Regions from separate parts of the Mus musculus genome. Here region 2 is linked to region 1. Evidence: chromatin loops called from intact Hi-C (ENCODE). Cell type or tissue: gastrocnemius. All regions are shown on one strand.

The links. Hi-C counts contacts between places; a loop is a spot of excess contacts. Peaks named below come from ENCODE experiments on the same cell type or tissue, not always from the same donor. Only the 100,000 strongest peaks of a DNase experiment are listed, where the experiment ranks them.
Region 2: a loop joins it to region 1, with 4 times the contacts of the local background. A loop is called at or near these places in 15 of 42 quality-filtered maps.

What each region holds. Positions count from the first base shown.
Region 1 is chr4:33,117,246-33,122,245 of GRCm38, reverse strand. No RefSeq gene overlaps it. Among named protein-coding and RNA genes, the nearest start is that of Gabrr1, 13 kb to the left of the region's middle. In gastrocnemius, a CTCF peak has its summit at 2,932 (motif pointing right); DNase peaks (open chromatin) are centred at 2,925 and 3,596.
Region 2 is chr4:33,016,146-33,021,145 of GRCm38, reverse strand. It overlaps Rragd (Ras-related GTP binding D), which reads right to left. Exons shown (of 7, transcript NM_027491.2): 7 at 1-2,499. The coding sequence ends at 2,348. Among named protein-coding and RNA genes, the nearest start is that of 4933421O10Rik, 13 kb to the left of the region's middle. In gastrocnemius, a CTCF peak has its summit at 2,566 (motif pointing right); a DNase peak (open chromatin) is centred at 2,570; H3K27ac peaks cover 1,785 bases.

The DNA.
Region 1 (5,000 bases):
CAACCGTTCAGCTACAGAAACCGAGGCAGCAGATGTGACGCCTCCAGATGGCAGTGTGAGCTCAGCGTGGTTGGAGAGTCGCAGTGCCCTGCTGATATCAAGGATGAGCGACAAGGGGAGATGTTCTCAGACTGAATGCAACAGAATATTTAAGACAATGCAACACACCTCCGAGGAGTGTGAGCATGAAGAGATTTTTGGATGCTAGATTAGGAAATGTTTTTCTAGGGCTTAGTAGATGAGTCCATTGCTGCAGTGCCTGCGGCACAAGCTTAAGACCCTGAATTTGAGCGTCCTGGTTACACAGAAAGCCTAGGCCTGGGTATATAACCTTGGCACCGGGGAAACAACGTGGACAAGTGGATTCCTAGAGCTCACTAGCCAGTTTAGCCATTCCAGGTTCAATGGGATACCCAATTTTAAAAAGGTGCAGAGTCACCAAAGAAAGTATTAGCCTTAACCTCTGGCCTCCACAGGCACCTGCACACCCCCTACACACATACCTTGTCATTCAGGACCTCCTCCAAGTGACTGGCACCATTTTCTGGAATTCTGCTGGGCCGGCTGGCAAAAGATTATCATAGTTGGGCAACTGACTGCTTACCTTCCCTCTTAAGTCCCTTTCCTGAGTATCCGGCCATCCTTCCTAGTCAGCTGGATGTAATTCTGCCCTAATTGCACATGCCTTGAGGTCTTGGGGAGGACAGAAATACTAATGTAACCTGTACTCTTCTGCCGTAATTGAGTGGCAGACACAGTGACAAATAAGGGAAAGATTTGACAGAATAGGATATGCCTGACTCTCAGAAGAGAGAGGAGAGGGAAGCTACTTAAGAGAGAGAGAAAAGAAGGAAGAAGGCAGTTTTACTGGGACAGACAGGTTATAGAGAAAGAACATGCTAGACACAGGTGAAGATAGAATAAGCCAGAGAATGAGAAGGAGCCAGAAGATTAGAACAAATTGCCAGAGTTAATATGAAGCCAAGCAGAGCAACTCAGTGAGAAGCTGAGAGAAGCCAGACTGAATCAGTCAGCTTGAAGATGCGTCTACATGAAGGACAGGCTCATAGCATCTGCGGAGATTTTATAATAAGGCCTCTTCTTCCACCAGGAGGCTCCCCTCCCAGAAATGAGAGGAGAGAGGCTTGTTATAGAACCCTTTCTGTGTTGGGCCCTGGCTGTTTTCTGCAATTACAAGAGCTCAGAAGGCTTTTGTTTTTGAGCCTCTCTACTGAGTCATATGGTCCACCAACTCACGCTGATATGTCATGGAAGGAGACAAAGTTATCACACAGCAGAGATGCCTGAACACCCATATGTATTGCGGCACTATCCACAGTAGCCACACGACACCAAGAGGTTCTAGTGGAATCAGGCATGTGGAATTCCATACGCAGTCAGCTTAAACTCCCATCAGTGCATCACAACTGGATAGCCTGGCACACAACTACACACATGCACACATATAGTAACTCAGCCATAAGTAAGAATGAAACCACGTGGTTTTCAGGAAAGGGGGTGGAACTAGAGATCAAGTTGAGCGAAATGAGACAAACTCAGAAGGACAATTGCCACGTGATAAGGAATCTAGATTTTAAAAAGAAAACATGAAAGTGTGAGAGAGATTTTAGGAAGAGCAAGAGAGCCAGGAGATGGGGGCAAGGGTGATGGAGCAGGAATATGATCAAAACGTGTTATGAATGTGTAGGAAAGTCACAATGAAACCCCTTATTTTAGGTGGATCCTCCGCTGGGCATGGCTGCTTGGGGAGGCAGAATGTGGAAAGTTTGACCAAGCTTACCCGACCCTGGGCTGTAGGGAAGCGCGGAGACGCCCTCCTGGGGCAGGAAAGCACAGTCTGAGATGCTGGAAAGTCTGAGTTGGTTCAGGGGTCTCCAGGCCTGCGATGAGGCCAGGGTCATGGGATTCTCAGACTCTTGGACATCCAGGTGCCTCTGGGAGTGGCAGACAAGAATGGAGTCAGGGTTTGAGGCCTGGGGACAACGTCTAGCCTGGGGCTGAAGAGATGGCTCAGTGATTAAGAGCACTGGCTGCTTTTCCAGAGGTCCTGAGTTCAATTCCCAGCAACCACATGGTGGCTCACAACCATCTGTAATGGGATCTGATGCCCTCTACTGATGTGTCTGCAGAGAGCAACAGTGTACACATATAAAATAAATCAGTCAGTGAAAGATTCTTCTGAGCCCTGGGTAAATACGTTTCTGTAAATAAGTCAGACCACTTTCCCCATTGTTCATCCTTGTCCCAAACATTTAAAGCTACTGTACAACACTGCTCTAAGGTGGCATCATTGAACATAATCTGCTGAGTTAATTCTTTACCCAGCACACTAACCTTCACCTAGCAACTGATTCCTGGCAATGTTAATGCCTCTCGAGTCCTATTGCATTGCTCCATAGCTCTTCTCTCCACCGTATCAACCATTGTAGTTGAGGGCCAGGTCGTAAGATGGCTGACATGAAATCTTTCCAATCTTTTGGAATTATACCATTTTGCATGGGCCAGTTATTAAGCATCTGTTTCACATAAGGTGATTGTATGCCATAAGCTACCATTGCCTCTTTAAATCTTTTTAGATCTAGCATCTCTATGGGCTTCTATCCAAAATCTTCACAGCCTTGTATGTTTCTCTCACCTGGAGCTGTCTTATTGTAGTTGAAAGAGAAAGAAAAAAGAAAGAAAGAAAGAAAGAAAGAAAGAAAGAAAGAAAGAAAGAGAAAGAAGAGAAGAGAAGAGAAGAGAAGAGAAGAGAAGAGAAGAGAAGAGAAGAGAAGAGAAGAGAAGAGAAGAGAAGAGAAGAGAAGAGAAGAGAAGAGAAGAGAAGAGAAGAGAAGAGAAAAAAGAAAAAAATCGTTGTTGGTCTTCTAATGGGACTAGACTGCCACCCTGAAATATCACCACTAGGTGGCAGCATAGGCTTTCGATTGGATTTCTCAGACCTAGCAAGACAATTCTTTTTCTGATTTGAAAAATCCTCTAATTTCTGTTTTATTGCTTTTAATCTAGCATTCCATCTCTCAGTTCTTTCCTTATTTAATTCTACTTTACTTTTATCTTTCTTAGAACGGACATAAAAAACTGCAATTATTACCAAACACATAATTAGATCTATGTTTATAATTAAAACAAACCTATACAGGGTCCAAACACCCTCTGACAGTGTTTTCCATTTATTTTTAACTCCTTCCCTACTCTTCCTTCAGAGACTTCACTTTATTATATTTAAACTTAGTATTTCTTTCTTTGACGGTCTATAGTTTCCTATTTTCAGTGTTTATGCACACTTACAAAATATTTCCAATTACTTCTCTTTTACCACTTTCAATCTTTGATAATTATTTCTGTACTTAAGTTTCTTTAAACTCTGTCCTCTGCAAATTGCCCGTTCCGAACATGCATTACTGATTCTGAGATCTTCAGCCTTTGTTTCTTTCTAGAAAGGTGCAGCTCCAGGTACGGGGCTCAGGGATGTGTTAGGTCCTGCCTGGGAGCCTGTGGTCTCCACCCACTGCACTTGCAGCAGCAGCTGGCCGGAGAAACTGCAGCGGCCAGGTGACCTATGCCCACCTGAGGCGCCAGCAACCGGCCAGACCAGAAGGGGCAGTTGCCTGAGCTGCACCATCTCCTTCTCTTGGTCTCTCCTAGGCTTTTGCAGTCGCCATGGCTCCACACTCTTGTGCCTGGATTCTCTCGTCTGGCTCCTGTGTCTGGAACTCGTGGCCTAAGCCTGAATCGAGTGCCTAAGTTTGGATTTTGTGCCCCACATTGGTGTGCTAAATATTGCGGTGTTTTCACGGACCTACTTACCTTTTAAATAAGTCAGAAGAGTTCTAGATAGTTTAAATCTTCAGGCCTTGCTGGGACAGAGTCGCAGCTAGCTTTTAACTTAACCTGACTTCCCGGCACTGTGTCCCCATCACAGGCCATCTCTTCACTTCCCTGATCCATCCCACTCTCCCGTCTGTTTCCTTCTAGTTTCCTGCCTCTGCCTGCCCAGAAGTTCTGCCCATTCTTTCTGCCCCAGCTATTGGCTGTCAGATCTTTATTATGACTAGTCAACCATAAGACAAGGCCGGGTCCATCTCTTGGGATTGCCTTTAGGCAGTGAGGGCTGTTTGACCTTCATCTTTGGGGTAGGTGTGGAAGAACAAGCATTTACAAATAGAAAACCCAGTAATGGGCCAAAGAAATGACAATACCAAAGCCCTGCCAGCACTTAGCTCTCAGCCAGTACAGAATTAACAACTGAAAATACAGAGACACATCTTAAAACAATGTGAAGAAAGGTCACTCCAACCTGTGCTGGTTTATTTCTTTGTTTGAGGGTGAGGCAGGGTCTCACTTGTAACCCTGGCTGTACTCACTGGCTGGGGACTCATGTGTAGACTAGGCTAGAGAGATGGCTCACCAGTTAAGAGTAACTACTGCTACAACTCTTTCAGGTGACCCAGGTTCAGTTCCTAGCACTTACGTGGTGGCGCACACAACTGCCTGTAACTCCAGTTCCAGAGGATGAACCAGGCTGACCTCATAACCACAGAGACCCACCCACCTCGGCATCCCAAGTGCCCAGATTAAAGGTATTGAGAGGACAATATAAGCCCCATTTGTCCCCATTTAAAGACCCCATTTTCTCCCATTTTGAGTACCAGACCTGATTTCAAAAAAGGCCTTAAGGCACCAACTTCAGGAATAGACCGTGAGTCCCAGAAACTAGGTCATAAGACACCAGCTCTAAAAACCGACCACAAAATCCAGAACAAGATCATAAAATCCTCTCCAAAGAACAGCCTGGGGACAACCACAAAAACAGGGAAATATCTTATCTCCAAGTGGGTCATCTGCGCTGGACAGCCCTACGTCATCACATGATTGCACGCTCATGACATAGGAATGTAGACCACTTATCACCTGTGACCCCCTAGCACCCACCAGTCGAAAGTTCAGATTACCTAATCCTTCTAGAGGGTTCCCCCAAT
Region 2 (5,000 bases), 100 kb after region 1:
TATTTTGAAACTACAGTCTTATTAAAAACTTAATTCTTTGTCTATTCAAAGAGAAATTCTTTGTTTAAAAAAAAAAAAAAACTATTAAGAAAGGATGCTGGGGATACTAGATTGGTAGAGTGCTTGCCTTCACATGCACAAAGCTCTGGGTCCAGTTCTCAGCACTGTTCAAGCCAAGCACGGTGTTGCATTCCTATAATCCTAGCACTTAGGGAAAGTCGAGGCTGAGCGGTCAGAAACTGGAGAGCATCCTTAGCTACCTGGCAAGTCTGAGGCCAGCCTGAGTTACCTCTGAGCCCCACTCAAAAAGAGAAAACTATGCTTTTTCTCACTCTCTAGTGTCTTTGTGTGGGTGCACAGTGGTGTTAGACTCTTAAAAGTGGCCAACCACCATCCACTCTGTTGGCAGAGGCCGTCGGGGAATAGTCCTGAAGATTAGAACTCCAGGCTCCTACCATCTCATTCAAGTCTCTTCATAGAAATCATAAGGAAGGAGCCATGGTTCCATGATGACTAGAAATCTCCTTAATAATGTGCAGACTACTGGGAGGCTCAATCTTACATTTCAATCATCGTCTCCAGTTTTAGTTACCAGCTCCAAAAGTGTAAGACCTGGCCAGACATGGTGGTGTTCACCTTTGATCACTTGGGGAAGCAGAGGCAGGTGAATCTCTGAGTTCAAGGACAGTCCGGTCTACATAGTGAGTTCCAGGACAGCCAGGGCTACATAGAGATACGCTGTCTCAAATAATAAAGAATTTGGGGAAAAGGAAGCAAGAAGATGGGAAGAAGATGCGTAAAAGAAGTGAGCTTCAGGAGCAAGCTGCTTTAGACACAAAGCTAGAACCAGCTTTGACATCCCTAAGGGACTCTGCTTTAAAAAGAACCTTTGCTAATGCCATGCACGCCTGACAGTACTAACCCTTAGAATGGTTTGAAATAGGGCTAGATTTAGGACTCTTAGTTCCCTACCTATCTATAAAAGCACACACATAGTTAACTGACTAACATACGTCTCTAGGCCTCCTTTTTTTCCCACCGGCCACAGGCTTTCTGTGTCTTCTGTCTTGCAGAGCAAGCTGGTGGCAAGCTGATCTTGGTAGGAACAGGCAAAGGACATGAGGTATGTTGTTACAGATGAAAGAACGAGTCAGGTAACAAATGGAGCCACCAAGGACTAAACTCCTGTGGTCATGGAGCATTAAAACCTGGTCCTGAACAAGGTCTCTGAACATAGCGCATCAACACACCATTCCCAGGAGGTGAACACACACAAGCACACGTGCATCTCTTATCTGAGTGACCTCTGCCTACATCTGGGAACCCTCTTGGCTTGTGTGTTTTAGACCCCTCGGCAGGTACAGTATTGCTTCTACGGTTTCCCCCCCACACAAATCAATGCTATCTGTTCCAATCTCCTCAGACGACATCCATATTTCTCTACACTGGTTGGCATCATTTTAGAAATCTGGTCCCAAAGGTTCACAAGATACTGCACCAAAAAGAAATCACCCGTCTGCACAAGGTGACTGCAAAGGTGTGTTGAGGTAAAGAGTTTCATAAAGACTGGGCGAGTCGGAAGGCAATGCCATAGGGCACAAATGTGTGGGTAAGCTTGGTAATAGTATTTCCTACAAAATTCCTGTTTTGTTTTGGGGGGGGCATTTGTTTGGTTGGTTTTGAGACAGGGTTTCTCTGTGTAGCCCTCGCTGTCCTGGAACTCACTCTGTCGATCAGGCTGACCTCAAACTCACAGAGATCCATCTGCTGGGATTAAAGGCATGCACCACCACTGTCCAGCTACAACATTCCTATTACACTTCCTATAAATAGAGACGTTCTTATTGCTCTGGCCTGGAGCTTCCAGCCCTGACCTGTTGCTGCTCCACTGAAAAACGATTTCCCCTTTGACAACTGGCAGCAAAGAGTCCCAAATTTACAAAAAAAGTCTCTAGCAATATAATGGATCAATTTCCGATTGCCATATGGACTGTAGAGTATGCGTGTCCTTGTCATCAAGTACAGAAAAGAGTTTAGAAAAGTCATCTTATCAAAGTTCACCTCAATGAGGAAAAAAAACATGAAAATATGCAAAATATGTACAGTTCCTGGCAGTCCTCACAGGGGGTTTTCTATCAACATAAAAGTTTACACTTACGTAGTGACAGTACAGTGGCTCTCACTGTTATTGTACAGGTTTTTGCTTCAAAGTGCTCATTTTATTTTAAAGAGTAAGGTTTTTTTTTTTCCCTTAACACATACGAGTCAGGGCCCCAGCCCTCCTGTAGTGCAGTATAGTTTAACAGCCTCCTCACTGAGGTCTGGACTCAGGCTCCTGACAGTTCCCCTACAGCAGCACTCTAGGGGTCCCATTGGGAGTAGCTCCTGTCTTCTTGGGTAGCCGACTCTGGGCCTTTCGAGATTTCACCATCTTCATCCTCACCTCGAAGACTTCATGGATGGCCTTCCGGAAGCAGTGGAAATTATAGTCAATCAGCCCTGCAGAGGAAGACAAAGGCTCTTAATGCAAGAAACAATCTCTGTCGTTCGCAGCATCCATCACCAGTAGGGGGCAGCAAAGGACCAACCAGCACCTAACAGGCCCAGGCTGCAGGGATAGCAGATAGTCATGTGAGGTAGGTGTGCCCTGTAGAGTGTTCCAGAAACTTCCAGAGTATTTCCAAAAAGAAATCACCCATCTGCACAAGGTGACTGCAAAGGTGTGTTGAGGTAAAGAGTTTCATAAAGATTGGGCGAGTCAGAAGGCATTGCCATAGGGCACAAATGTGTGGGTAAGCTTGGTAATAGTATTTCCTACAAAATTCCTGTTTTGTTTTGGGGGGCATTTGTTTGGTTAGTTGTTTGGTTGGTTTTGAGACAGGGTTTCTCAAAATGATCCATGGCTCAAAATGATCTGAAAAACCACTGAAATGCACTTACTTAATTATTCAGATTAAAGGCTAATGGTAATTTATGATAAACCAAGAACTGTCAAGATGGCTCAGCTGGTGTGTCTGCTATGGAAGTCTGATGACCTAAATTCCATCCTGACACACACACCCAAAAAAGGGCTGTCTTCATAAGCCTGACAACCTAAATTCCCCAGAATCTAGATAGGAGTTCAAGGCTAGGTAGTGAGACCCTGCCTCAAAAATAATTAAATAAATAAGGTAGAAAAAAACAGAAAGACATCCAAAAACATGAACACACATTAAACATGAACTGAGGGATTAGATGTTGGTGGCACATGCCTTTAATCCCAGCACTGGGAAGGCTGAGGCAGGCAGATCTTTGAGGCCAGCCTGGTCTACAGCCAAGGCTATCCAGAGAAACGCTGTCTCAAAAAAGCATTCAACAACAACAAAACACACACACACACAGAGACAACAAAACAACAACAGAAACACAAGATGAAACTTTAAAATGTGCCCACTTCGCCACATTTCTTAGTCATAGCACCAAATTAAACTCAACAACTAGTTCACTTACTACTATATTCTACAAAACCCGCCTGTCATCTGAGAGTGTGTTTCAGGAAAAACTTAACCAAAGATCTACATGATCAGTTTCTACCTAAACTTAGTTCCACACAGTCAGATGTTAAAATTAATACTAAAGGTCAAAGAAGCAACCAGATTTGTGCGGAGCATTTAATTTTAGAAACTCTGTAGTGGAAAACCTAGCAGTGCTTTAATGAAGGGAGGCTTTTAATGAAGGGAGGCTAAGCTTCCCTTGGAAACAGACACAGCACTCAGGGTCTGAGCTGGGAGGACAAGGTGGCGTTTCTATGTAGGACTCTTTCCAGTGTGCACAAGTTCATTCCACCCAGACGTCTCAGACCGAATGCAAAGGGAAACTGGGTGGACACTTGGGGATTATTTACTATTTTAGCAACTTTTTTCCAGGTGATTGTAAAATTCGTTCAAAATAAACAAGTTCCCTAGATTAGCTCTGATGATCCTAAACGTTAGACCCTGCTGCCAACTGAGGATGCAAATCTGTGTGGCCCTTGTTCTCCTTCACTTCCAAAAATCTACAGGAAATACCAACCAACAAAAAAAATGTGGGAAGGATTAATAATGTGAATGCGTGCATACACACTGAGCTCTACAGAGAGGAGCCTCAGTAGCCATCTGTAGATCACAATTTAGTTACATCGCTCCCTCCCTTTCCTCCCTCCACACCCCTCCCCAATCTCCGTCCAATCCATGGCTCTTTTTTTTTACTAATTCTTATTCCATGTATATATGCATATGTTCCTAAACATGGCCTGCCCAGTCCATATAATGCTACCTGTATGCACATATTCAGGGCTGACTGCTTGGCACTGGACAACCTCCCCTGGTCCCTAGCTAGACATCTTTACCCCTACCTGAACTAGTGCTGTCAGTTTGTGACAAAGGAACTTATATTTTTCAGGTCTGAGTAAAATCATCTGTATAATGAGAGAATAAAACAAAATACAGCCCTGTTTGCCTTCCTTTGTTGACAGGGGATGCTCAGTACTGGGGATTGAACCTGCGGCATAATGCATGAGAGGCAAGCCTCTACAACTGTGTACTGGCCCAGCCCTGCTGTCTATCTTCCCAAAGGAAGCCCACAATTGTCCCTTTCATTCAAGAAGATGGAAATAATGGATGAAAGATGAACACTCCTAAAGGTTTTGAGGACAAGTGATACAGAAGTCAGTTTAGTCATCAGAAAATGCAGACTCACAAGGAGGCTAGAAATGCAAATTTAAATGAAAACTAACTTTTTAAAACAGTAAAATTCAATATTGATAAGAATATAGCAAAAAAAGAAAAGAAAAAGAAAAAAGGAATAAAGAAAGAAAAAGAAAAAAAGAGGCGGGGCTGGAGAGATAGTTCAGTGGCTAAAAACACTGACTGTTCTTCCAGAGGTCCTGAGTTCAATTCCCAGCAACTACATGGTGGCTCACAACCATCTGTAATGGGATCTGATGCCCTCTTCTGAAGACAGCTACAGTGTGATCATATAAA